3 separate regions of the Homo sapiens genome follow, and all the other regions are linked to region 3. A link is a contact called in ENCODE Hi-C or POLR2A ChIA-PET data. All regions are on one chromosome and are shown on one strand. The core of a region is the stretch at or near the end of the contact, and the rest is flanking DNA. Distances in the headings are between cores, read along the strand shown. Region 1 has its middle 18 kb from the start of ARPC3. Region 2 has its middle 15 kb from the start of IFT81. Region 3 holds the start of ATP2A2 (ATPase sarcoplasmic/endoplasmic reticulum Ca2+ transporting 2).

Region 1 (3,424 bases), core at 215-2,714, 150 kb after region 3:
AAATAGCCCTGGCTCGGAGTCCCAATTAGAGGACGGCTGAACTATTTTCAGTGTGTGCGTGTGTGTGTGTGTGTGTGTGTGTGTGTGTGTGTTCCCAGCATTCAACAATATGAAGTTGAGTTGCTTGATCAAAAATAATAAAATCTGGAGGCTGGGAGCAGTGGCTCACGCCTGTAGTCCTAGCACTCTGAGAGGCTGAAGCAGGAGGATCACTTGAGCCCAGGAGTTCGAGATCAGTGTGGGCAACATGGTGAGACCCCATCTTTATTTAAAAAAAAAAAAAAAAAAAAAAAAAGGCCGGGCGCGGTGGTTCACACCTGTAATCCCAGCACTTCAGGAGGCCGAGGCGGGTGGATCACGAGGTCAGGAGATTGAAACCATCCCGGCTAACACGGTGAAACCCCGTCTCTACTAAAAATACAAAAAATTAGCCGGGCGTGGTGGCGGGCGCCTGTAGTCCCAGCTACTCGGGAGGCTGAGGCAGGAGAATGGCATGAACCAGGGAGGCGGAGCTTGCAGTGAGCCGAGATGGTGCCACTGTACTCCAGCTTTGGCGACAGAGTGAGACTCCGTCTCAAAAAAAAAAAAAAAAAAAAAAAAAAAAAAAGAAGGGGAAGAAAATAAAAATCTGAGAACTATTACTAAATTACCTTGTCTAAAAAGTCAACATTATAATTGTTTTTAATGTCAGCATTACATTTCAATTAAAGCTGTATTTTAAAGTTCATACTATTGGACCGGGCGTGGTGGCTCACGCCTGTAATCCTAGCACTTTGGGAGGCTGAAGCGGGTGGATCACCTGAGGTCAGGAGTTTCAGACCAGCCTGGCCAACATGGTGTAACCTTGTCTCCACTAAAAATCCACAAATTAGCTGGGCATCGTGGCGCACGCCTGTAATCCCAGCTATTTGGGAGGCCGAGGCAGGAGAATCGCTTGAACCTAGGAGGTGCAGGTTGCAATGAGCTGAGATTGCGCCACTGCAATCCAGCCTGGGTGACAGAGCAAGGCTCTATCAAAAAAAAAAAATCAGACTATATTCATGTATAATTTATAATAAATCATTTGGAAATTGTCCTCTTGCATATATTAAAAAACAAAATATAACAAAACAAAACACCTACCACGATAAAGTCCCAAGGGGAAATGGTCCAGAAGCTAGTTCCAGCGCCTGTGGCCCGTGCGCCCCCTGCTGGCAGTAACGGAACTGGGAACAGGACCCAGAGTAAGCTGGTTTTCTATCATGATGGTTCCACAATTAAAAAAAAAAAAAAAAAAGGGGCCGGGCACGGTGGCTCACGCCTGTAATCCCAGCACTTTGGAGGGCCAAGGCGGGCGGATCACGAGGTCAGGAGATCGAGACCATCCTGGCTAACACGGTGGTCTCTACTAAAAATACAAAAAAGTTAGGGGGGCGTGGTGGCGGGCGCCTGTAGTCCCAGCTACTCGGCAGGCTGAGGCAGGAGAATGGCGTGAACCCGGAAGGCGGAGCGAGGCGGAGCTTGCAGTGAGCCGAGATCGCGCCACTGCTCTCCAGCCTGGGAGACAGAGCGAGACTACGTCTCAAAAATATATATATATCTATATAGATCTCTACAGATATCTAGATATCTATCTATATATATAGATATTTATCTATAGATATATCTACATATCTATATATAGATCTATATATCTACATATCTATATATAGATATATCTATATAGCTCTATATATCTACATATCTATATATAGATCTATATCTATCGATCTATATATCTAGATATATAGATCGATAGATCTATATCTAGATACATATCTAGATATATAGATCGATAGATCTATCTCTAGATATCTATAGATATCTCTAGATATCTAGATATGTCTATAGATATATATACATACATACATATATTTGGCTGGGCGCGGCGGCTCACGCTTATGCCAGCACTTTGGGAGGCCAAGGCAGGCGGATCACTTAAGGTCAGAAGTTTAAGACCAGCCTGGCCAACGTGGTGATATGTTTAAAATAAAATTTTTTTTTCTTTTTTGAGACAGGGTCTCAACTCTGTCGCCCAGGCTGGAGTGCAGTGGTGCGATCATGGCTCATAGCAGCCTCGACCTCTAGCCACCAGGCCTGGCCCCAAACCTGTAATCTTGAAATGAATCAGGGTGGCTTTCTCTCCTTTCTGACATGTCTGTAACCCCTGTGGCAGAAGTTCCAACCCAAACACCAAAACTCTGATTCTGGGTTAAGAATTTTAATTTAGGACAGGTGCAGTGGCTCATGCCTGTAATCCCAGTGTTTGGGAGGCTGAGGTGGGTGGATCACTTGAGTCCAGGAGTTTGAGACCAGCCTGGACAACACAGCAAAACCTTGTCTTGCTGGGCGCTGTGACTCACACCTGTAATCCCAGGACTTTAAGAGGCCGAGGTGGATGGATCACTTGAGGTCAGGAGTTTGAGACCAGCCTGGCCAATATGGTGAAGCCCCGTCTCTACTAAAAATACAAAATTAGCCAGGCGTGGTGGCACAAGCCTGTAATCCCAGTTACTCAGGAGGCTGAGGCAGGAGAATAGCTTGAACCTGGAAGGCAGAGGTTCCAGTGAGCCAAGATTGCACCACTGCACTCCAGCCTGGGAGACAGAGAGAGACTCAGTCTCAAAAAAAAAAAAAAAAAGCAAAAAACAAACCAAACCAAAACAAAAAACACAAAAAAACATGATACCCCATCTCTACCAAAAATACAAAATTAGCTGGGCCTGGAGATGTGTGCCTGTAGTCCCAGCTACTGGGGAGGCTAAGGCGAGAAGATTGTTTGAGCCCAAGAGGTCGAGGCTGCAGTGGGCCGTGTTCATGCCACTGCACTCCAGCCTGGGCAACAGTGATACCCTGTTTCAAAAACAAACAAACAAACAAATTTTAATTAAACAAACAAAACCCCCCACGACACACCACCACCACTCTTTTGGCTTCAGGACTGTCCTTCTGTTTATCTATGGAGTAGGTTTTCACATATCCATTCCTTTTGCTGTGTGAACTGTGGTATTTAGCTAGCTTGTAATTCAAGTCTTTAAACAGATGCTCAAGAGCATTTAACCCACATATTAAAATCATATATTCACCCGTAAAAACAAAATGCAAATACTCTAATCATTCAAGTACTACCATAAACTCTAGGTTTTTTTTTTTTTTTTTGGAGATGGAGTCTCACTCTCTTGCCCAGGCTGGAGTGCAGTGGTGCAATCTCCACTCACTGCAAGCTCCGCCTCCCAGGTTCACGCCATTCCCCTTCCACAGCCTCCTGAGTAGCTGGCACTACAGGCGCTCGCCACCACGCCTGGCTAATTTTTTGTATTTTTTTAGTAGAGACGGAGGTTTCACTGTGTTAGCCAGGATGGTCTCGATTCTCCTGACCTTATGATCCGCCCGCCTTGGCCTCCCA
Region 2 (3,777 bases), core at 140-2,639, 170 kb before region 3:
ACTGCATTCCAGCCTGAGTGACAGAGTGAGACCTTGTCTTAAAAAAAAAGAGAGTCTGCACGGAGAGCACAGTTGACTCACAGTCCTCATTCCCATTCCTCTGGATCCACCAAGTTCACGCCAAGGCCATATTTCCTCAGATGGCTCCTAGCCAATGACAGCACAGCGGGGGTGGTAGCACAGCCCCACTGCTGCTGACCTGAGATTCATCCTACCAGTGACTTTGTTCAGGAAGCCCTCATCAGTCCAGCCAAAACTTTCTGAGACCCGCATTGCTGTCTGCAGCTCCTCCTACTCACTCTTTCCTTCCCCGTCTCTTTCCCCAGGTGTTAGCCCAGTATCCCAGTCTGAAGACGTCCGCCCTTTATCTTTCACAGGGATTCCCTTGATAAATCCCCTGCAAGTCTGAGCCTGTCCTGGCATCTGCTTCCCAGAGGATCCAAATTAACACAGATAACTTCCATTTTGTAGGATGAGATAATGAAGTCTACAACCATCCAAACTCAAAATCATCTGTTGTCAAGGAAATACAGTTTCACATTGCAGTGGTAAGGACCATGGGCTTTGGGTAGACCAGGGTGTGAGTCCTACCCACCAGCGGTATGACCTTTAGGAAATGTCTTAGCCCGCCCTGACCCTCTATTTCCTCATCCGTGGAATCAGTGATTCTTAACTGGGAACAATTTTGTTTCCTCCGGGACAGTTTGCAATGTCTGGAGATTTTTTTGGTTGTCACAACTAGGGGGAGGGGAATGGTTGCAGCTGGCACCTAGTTGGGTAGAAGGCCAGGGACACTGCTAAATATCCTACAATGCACAGAGCAGCCCCTCCAAGACAAAGATTATCCAGCCCAAAATATCCATAGTGCAGAGGTTGGAAAACTCTGTGTTAAATGGGGATGATAATAGTAAACTAACTCAAAGAACTATTGTGAGGACTCAATGGGATCATGTGTTCAATATCCCTCGCCTTCCTTGTAAACTCCACAAGGGCAGGAACCAGATGATGTAGATCAATGTTCTGTATCATCAATGACTGGATCATAAAAGGCGCAAAGTAAATTATTAATTGTTGAAATATTTATCAAATGAGTGCAAATCAACAAATGCTAATTGTCATCATCATCGTCACCATTGCCATCTTTCCAGCCCCTGGCTCAGTGCCTGAGGCGTAACAGGTCCTCAATCTTTGTTGAATGAATGCATGAGAAATGAAGGATTATTTACTCATTAACTACTAATCTGTGTGCTTTGGAGAGATATTGGAAACTCTTGAGAAATAGGCCTGGCCTTTTCCTTTTTATTTGCAACGAGGAATTTTGTTCGTCAAATAAATGACCTTAAAGGATTGAGACCGCTGCCAAGCCACAGAATCGGAGTCGAGAGGCCTGACTCAGAGTCACGGAGAGGTTAGGACACACATCTTGCAGGGCTTAGGCAAAAAAGGAAAATGGGCCAGGCTTTGTGCGAACTTGCTGTGAAACAAGAGCTGTTTTCAGGGCTCAGGGACAAGCTCTGTCCCATGTTTAATTTCTTCCATCTGTCTGGTATCTGACCTCTGCTGCCCTTTAAGCCATTGCCACATATTGTCTGCACACGTTCCCATATAAGGTGATCTCTCTCTCTCTCTTTCTCTTCCCTCTCCTCTCCTCTCTCTCTCTCTCTCTCTCTCTCTCTTTTCCTCTCCCTCTCTCCGGGTAGCAACACTGACTTCCTCCACCCTGTTCGCCCTCTCTCTGCCTTCCCTGGCAGACTCTGCTGTGAGGATGGATGGCTGGAGAGCAGGAAGGGGCAGGGGGCTGCCAAGGAATGTAACAGGTTTATTTTTGTTCAGGCTGCATTCTTTGCCCAGCCTGCACGCCCCAGCCACTTGGGAATGTCACATGCCGATAAGACAGTGGGGGTGACTGGGATCTGTGGCTCAAATCTGCAACACCCCAGGTGTGAGCCATTGTCACAGAGTCGGGGAACTAAGGGTGGGAGGGGCAGGGACTCTGAGGTCATGGGACTCACCTGTTCCCACTGCCCTGTGTCTGACTCCTAGAAAGACAAGTTTGGTCCTTCAGGGAAACAATTGCAGAAATTGAGATCCATAACCACCTAAGCCCATCTCTGGGCAAAATTCAACATCTACAGGAGAGTGGAGAAGAGCCAGGTGTCAGGGTGAAATTAACAGCTGTGTGACCTTGGGCAAGTTGCCTGACGTCTCTGACTCTCAGTTTCCTTCTTTGTCAAAATAGTATCAGTGAATCTGTTCTCTACTATATGGTGAAAATACACTCACTGAGGGCAGGTATTATTGTCTATTTTGTTTCCTGTTGTTTCACCATCACCTCAAATAGTGCCTGGCACACAGTAGGTGCTCAAATATATGTTGAGTAAATTAAATGAGATAATGTTTTAAGTGCTCAGCACCCAAGAAATAAGAGCTGATTCAACAACACCCTACTCAATGACTACAGATATTTATTAAGCACCTCTTAACAGCCAGACCCTATTAGGTGCTGAGGACACAGGACTAATAGGACAGACAAGGCCCCTGCCCTCAGGGAACTTACATTTGAATGGCAGAGATCTATAATAAAATAAGCTAAGGTCAGAGAGTACTAAGGGCTATGAAAGAAATTTTTTTTTTTGAAACAGAGTTTCACTCTTGTTGCCCAGGCTGGAGTGTAATGGCGTGATCTCTGGCTCACTGCAACCTCCGCCTCCTGGGTTCAAGCAATTCTCCTGCCTCAGCCTCCCGAGCAGCTGGGATTACAGGCATGTGCCACCACACCCGGCTAATTTTGTATTTTTAGTAGAGACGGGGTTTCTCCATGTTGGTCAGGGTGGTCTTGAACTCCCAACCTCAGGTGATCCGCATGCCTTGGCCTCCCAAAGTGCTGGGATTACAGGCGTGAGCCACCGCCCTCGGCTGAAATAAATTTTTTAAAGGATATAGAAGTGTGTTTTTCCAGCCTTTTGACTTTGACTCACAGCAAGAGATATGTTTATCATGTGAACCAATGCGCACACATGCATGTTTATTAAAAGGGAAAAAACAACTGTGGTGGACTGTCTGCACCAACATCTGCCAACAACTTCTCCCATTCATAGAATGCACATGTTGCTCCCCCATCAAGAGGCGGAGTTAAGGCTGGGCGTGGTGGCTCATGCCTATAATCCCAGCACTTTGGGAGGCTGAGGAGGGTGGATTACTTGAGGTTAGGAATTTGAGACCAGCCTGGCCAACATGGTGAAAGCCCTGTCTCTACTAAAAATACAAAAATTAGCCAGGTGTGGTGGCACATGCTTGTAATCCCAGCTACCTGGGAGGCTGAGGCAGGAGAATCTCTTGAACCTGGGAGGTAAAGTTGCAGTGAGCTGACATTGCACTACTGTACTCCAGCCTGGCTGACAGAGCAAGACTCCATCTCAGAAAGAAAAAGAAAAAGAAGTGGAGTCAAGACCCAGTGCAGAGGCTCACACCTATAAACCGAGCGGGAGGCCAAGGCTGGAGGATTGCTTGAGGCCAGGAGTTTGATACCCACCTGGGTAACATAGTGAACCTCCATCTCTACAAAAAAAAAAAAAAAAAAAAAAAAAGAGGTGGAGCCAGCTTCCCCTTCCCTGTTTTTGTTATTTGTTTGTTTTAGAGACAGAGTCTCAGTCACTCAGGCTGGAGTGCAGTGGTATGATCAAACTCATTGAAGCCTTGAACTCCTAGGCTCAAGTGATCCTCCTGAAACTGGCCCAACACTCCCATACACTGTTCTTTTGGATAAACATAGACATT
Region 3 (3,371 bases), core at 731-3,230:
CTAAAGGTTCAGGCCACCACGCCCAGCTAATTTTTTTCTTTTTTTTTTTTAGTAGAGATGGAGTCTCGCTATATTGCCCAGGCTGGTCTCAAACTCCTGGGCTCAAGGGATCCTCCTGCCTCAGCCTCCCAAAATGCTGGGATTACAGACGTGAGCCACTGTGGCTGGGTAGCCACTTTAGACAGCAAAGACATCTCTGAGGAGGGGACATGTAAGCTGCGATCTGAATGGAAAGAGAACGACACAAGTGAAGAAGATCTGTGGGAAGAGCATTCCATACAAAGGCTGAGGTCAGGAACTCCTCCAGAAGCTCATAATTGCACCAGAGGTGCTTACAACCCCAAGCAGTGACAGTGGCACAGAATATTCAACATCAAATGCCTAAGCTAATTTCCAGGCTGAGAAAGGTAAACCATCCTTCTCCTGCCTGCAGTGCTTCTATCGGTCCTGAAAGAGACAGAGGAGGTAAGGGAGAAGAATTGGTACGAAATGGTGCAGAGCTGGTCTCAGAGGGCAACAACAGCCAGCCCTCCATGACCACACTCCCACCGTGCACTCACGTGCCCCTCTTGAAGCGGCTCTGATCCTGTGACCTAACCAGTTTCCACCTGGCTTCTCTCAGTGCGTTGCCATATAGTATAATTTTTTGTTTGTTTGTTTCGTGTAGGGTTTTGTTGGTTCTTTTCCAAGTATCAATCAAAACTACATGCCAACGTCCACTCCTTGGAAATAATTAAATGACATGACGTGCCTGATTTTTTCAGCTGGTGATGCACTGTAATTTGCATCTGCTGAAGGAATTTATCTTAAGTCCTGAAGCCCAGCCACTTGAGACAACTGAGGTGATTTTTCTGCTCTGCTTTTGCTCATGCGGATGGTGCGTTATTGTTAAACACAAAAGTGGACTAATTGCTTCATTCTGCAACCTACTCCGTGAAGAAAGCTGCTCTTCTTTGTGAAGAGAATATGTTCATGTTTTGTTCATGAATTCCATGCAATTTCCCATCCCCTTGTTAAGTAATGTAGCTTCTTTATATTGGCAAAATTCCCTTTATCTTGCTGTGACCTGCGCTTTGTCCTCCCGAGCAGAGCAAATCATCTGTGGTTTAAGAGCAGCTTTGGATTCAAGTCCCCTTTTCTCCTGTCGAGGGAAGTGAGTCTATGAAATGGCCTTCATCTGAAAGCCACAGCGAAGCACCTCCTAGCCCAAGTCTAGCTGCTGTGTGGCAGCTCCAGCGGCGTGAACTGTGACTGCCCTGCAGACACCTATCAAGCGCTGCGTCAGCTATTAATAATAAAATCAACTCTTCTCCCTCCCCCCCGCGAGGGGGGTTCCCTCGTCAGGGCCCAGAACCCGCTGGGGAAGAATCGGGGCTGGCGTGCGAAGGAGCTGGCGGCAGGGGGTGTAGGATGCGGTGTTCCCGAGGCGACAGATGAAGGATTTGGGTTGTGTGGGAAGTGAACTGCGGAATTCCTCCCCTTGGTTTCTGAGGGGGGCTCTGAAGGAGCCAGATTAGGATGCAGAGCGCAGCCCGGGCGACCGAGGGCGAGGAGGCGAGCCAAGGACATCAGCCCGAGGGCGCCTCGAGACGCCCCGCGTGGACCGCGCTCCCAGCTCCTCGGCCTCGCCTTCCAACCATCCGCCCACCGGCCCCAGAGCAGCGTGCCCACTGTGAGCGCCCCACCCTGCGTCTGCAGGTGGGTGGGTCAGAGAACCGCAGGCACAGAAGAGGGTACCCAGCTTCCCCTCCGCCAGCCCCGCGACCGCGGCGCGCGCGGCCTCGATCCGGGTTCCTAGGGGCGGCGCGCGGGAGGGGGCGGGGCCTGCGCGGCAGCGTGGGCGCCAGGCGCGCGGGAGGAGGGAGCCGGGAGGAGGGGGCGGGGCCGCGCCGCCCGCGCCGCGCTGGGCGCTCTCGGCCAATGAGCGGCGTCCACATGCCGCGGCGGCGGCGAAAGGGGAGGCAGCGGCCGATAAATGCTATTAGAGCAGCCGCCGCGGAGCCGTCCCCGACGCCACCTCCTTTTCCTTCGCCGCAGTTTCCTCCGCCGCTGTCGGGCGTGCGGCGCTGAGGGACCCGGGCGAGCGCGCCGCGCACCGCCCCGCCGGCTCGCCTCCCTCGCCGCGTTCCGCCCTCAGTGGTCTGCCGGGCGCCCCCTCCTCCGGCCCGGGCGGGGCCTCTGATCGCCTCAAGAGAGCGGGGAGGGGGCTCGGGGGCCGCGGCCTGCCCTCCCGGCGGGCGGCTGAGGGCGAGGGAGGCCCTCCCTTCTGGCGAGGGGAGGGAGGGTGGGTCAGGAGCCCCCAACCCGCCCTGCGGAGCTCGGGGCCGCGCGAGGGGCGGTTGTCTGGGGGAGGGGGCGCGGGGTGATTCAGCGCCCGGCGAGGCGGAAGCGGCCGCAAGAGGAGGAGGGGAGAGCCCGTCCGCGCCTGGGCTCCCGGGGTGGCACGAGCCCGCGGCCGGAGTGCGAGGCGGAGGCGAGGAGGCCGCGGGGACGGGAGGCGAGGCCGGCCGGGCCCCCGAAGCCATGGAGAACGCGCACACCAAGACGGTGGAGGAGGTGCTGGGCCACTTCGGCGTCAACGAGAGTACGGGGCTGAGCCTGGAACAGGTCAAGAAGCTTAAGGAGAGATGGGGCTCCAACGGTAGGTGCAGGGCGCTCCGCTGCAGGGGCCCGGCGCGGCCGGGAGAGCCAGGGAAGATGGCTGACCGGGCTCCACCTCGTGGGCTTCGGCTCCGCGCCCGCCGACAGCTGCGGGCGGAGGGTCGGGCCAGCGCGCCGGCCCCGCGGGAGAGAAAGGGGCTGCGGTCCTCGCCTCGCCTTCCCTGGACCTCTTCGCTTCTCGGGCCCTCGACCTTTTCGGCGCGCAAGGCTCGGAGGCTTCTCTCCAGCAGCAGCCGGCCCCGGTGGAGGGAGGGACGTGGCTTCTGCAGCTAGGTTGAGCCCGGCAAGACGTTTTCTCGTCCCCTGCCGATTTATGAGGAGTCGAGGTCGTTGGAAGGCCTCTGACCGTTCTTGTCCTACCCAAAGTTACACATCTGGCAGAAGTGATGACATCGCTGAAACCACTCCTAGGTTCAGGAGCCCGAAGTGATTTCACGCTTAGGGCTAGACCTCAGGCCATTGATTACAAAGAGTGCATGCTTCCTTGAGATATCTTCGTGGTATGCCCTCTGCTAAAAAAATCGGATATTCTTATAGCTAGGTCTGTGTTTTAAAGATATTGATGCTTAGAATTGTAGCAGTTCTTTTTAGAAAAACGAAGTGCTAAAATGTCTCTCTCTTTTTTTTTTTAACCTCCCTCTTGACACATTGCTTGACGAATTTCTACATTCTACAGAGTTACCGGCTGAAGAAGGTAATCTTAACATGCT

The links. A loop is a pair of places that touch in the nucleus more often than their neighbours do. ChIA-PET counts read pairs that join two places held with the same protein, here RNA polymerase II (POLR2A). Pooled maps may share reads with other maps.
Region 1: a map of mammary epithelial cell shows a loop between it and region 3 (12-fold over the local background). The contact joins the enhancer-like site here to the promoter of ATP2A2 in region 3. A Hi-C loop is called at or near these places in 16 of 168 maps with a recorded cell type or tissue (B cell, CD4-positive, alpha-beta T cell, CD4-positive, alpha-beta memory T cell and 10 more), 10 of 37 single-sample maps with no recorded cell type and 28 of 50 pooled maps. POLR2A ChIA-PET finds 5 or more read pairs at or near these places in 29 of 52 experiments (A549, A673, BJ and 21 more).
Region 2: a loop to region 3 is called in a map of heart right ventricle, with 7 times the contacts of the local background. The contact joins the enhancer-like site here to the promoter of ATP2A2 in region 3. A Hi-C loop is called at or near these places in 46 of 168 maps with a recorded cell type or tissue (A673, B cell, Caco-2 and 34 more), 27 of 37 single-sample maps with no recorded cell type and 37 of 50 pooled maps. POLR2A ChIA-PET finds 5 or more read pairs at or near these places in 17 of 52 experiments (A549, A673, AG04449 and 13 more).

What each region holds. Positions count from the first base shown.
Region 1 is chr12:110,430,352-110,433,775 of GRCh38, forward strand. It overlaps the pseudogene HMGA1P3. Among named protein-coding and RNA genes, the nearest start is that of ARPC3, 18 kb to the right of the region's middle. RefSeq lists an enhancer at 1,386-1,495. Within about 2 kb of position 1,465, at least 18 of the 41 ENCODE cell types and tissues checked have a DNase peak (open chromatin) inside an H3K27ac peak, as active enhancers do; they include A673, B cell, CD8-positive, alpha-beta T cell and 5 more, where a contact is called at or near this core.
Region 2 is chr12:110,107,847-110,111,623 of GRCh38, forward strand. No RefSeq gene overlaps it. Among named protein-coding and RNA genes, the nearest start is that of IFT81, 15 kb to the right of the region's middle. RefSeq lists enhancers at 1,126-1,717, 1,718-2,309. Within about 2 kb of position 1,390, at least 22 of the 41 ENCODE cell types and tissues checked have a DNase peak (open chromatin) inside an H3K27ac peak, as active enhancers do; they include IMR-90, PC-3, ascending aorta and 9 more, where a contact is called at or near this core.
Region 3 is chr12:110,279,267-110,282,637 of GRCh38, forward strand. ATP2A2 (ATPase sarcoplasmic/endoplasmic reticulum Ca2+ transporting 2) reads left to right here and starts at 1,981. Exons shown (of 20, transcript NM_170665.4): 1 at 1,981-2,641; 2 at 3,338-3,355. The coding sequence starts at 2,524. RefSeq lists enhancers at 1,489-1,558, 2,676-3,371 and silencers at 1,649-2,248, 2,339-2,848.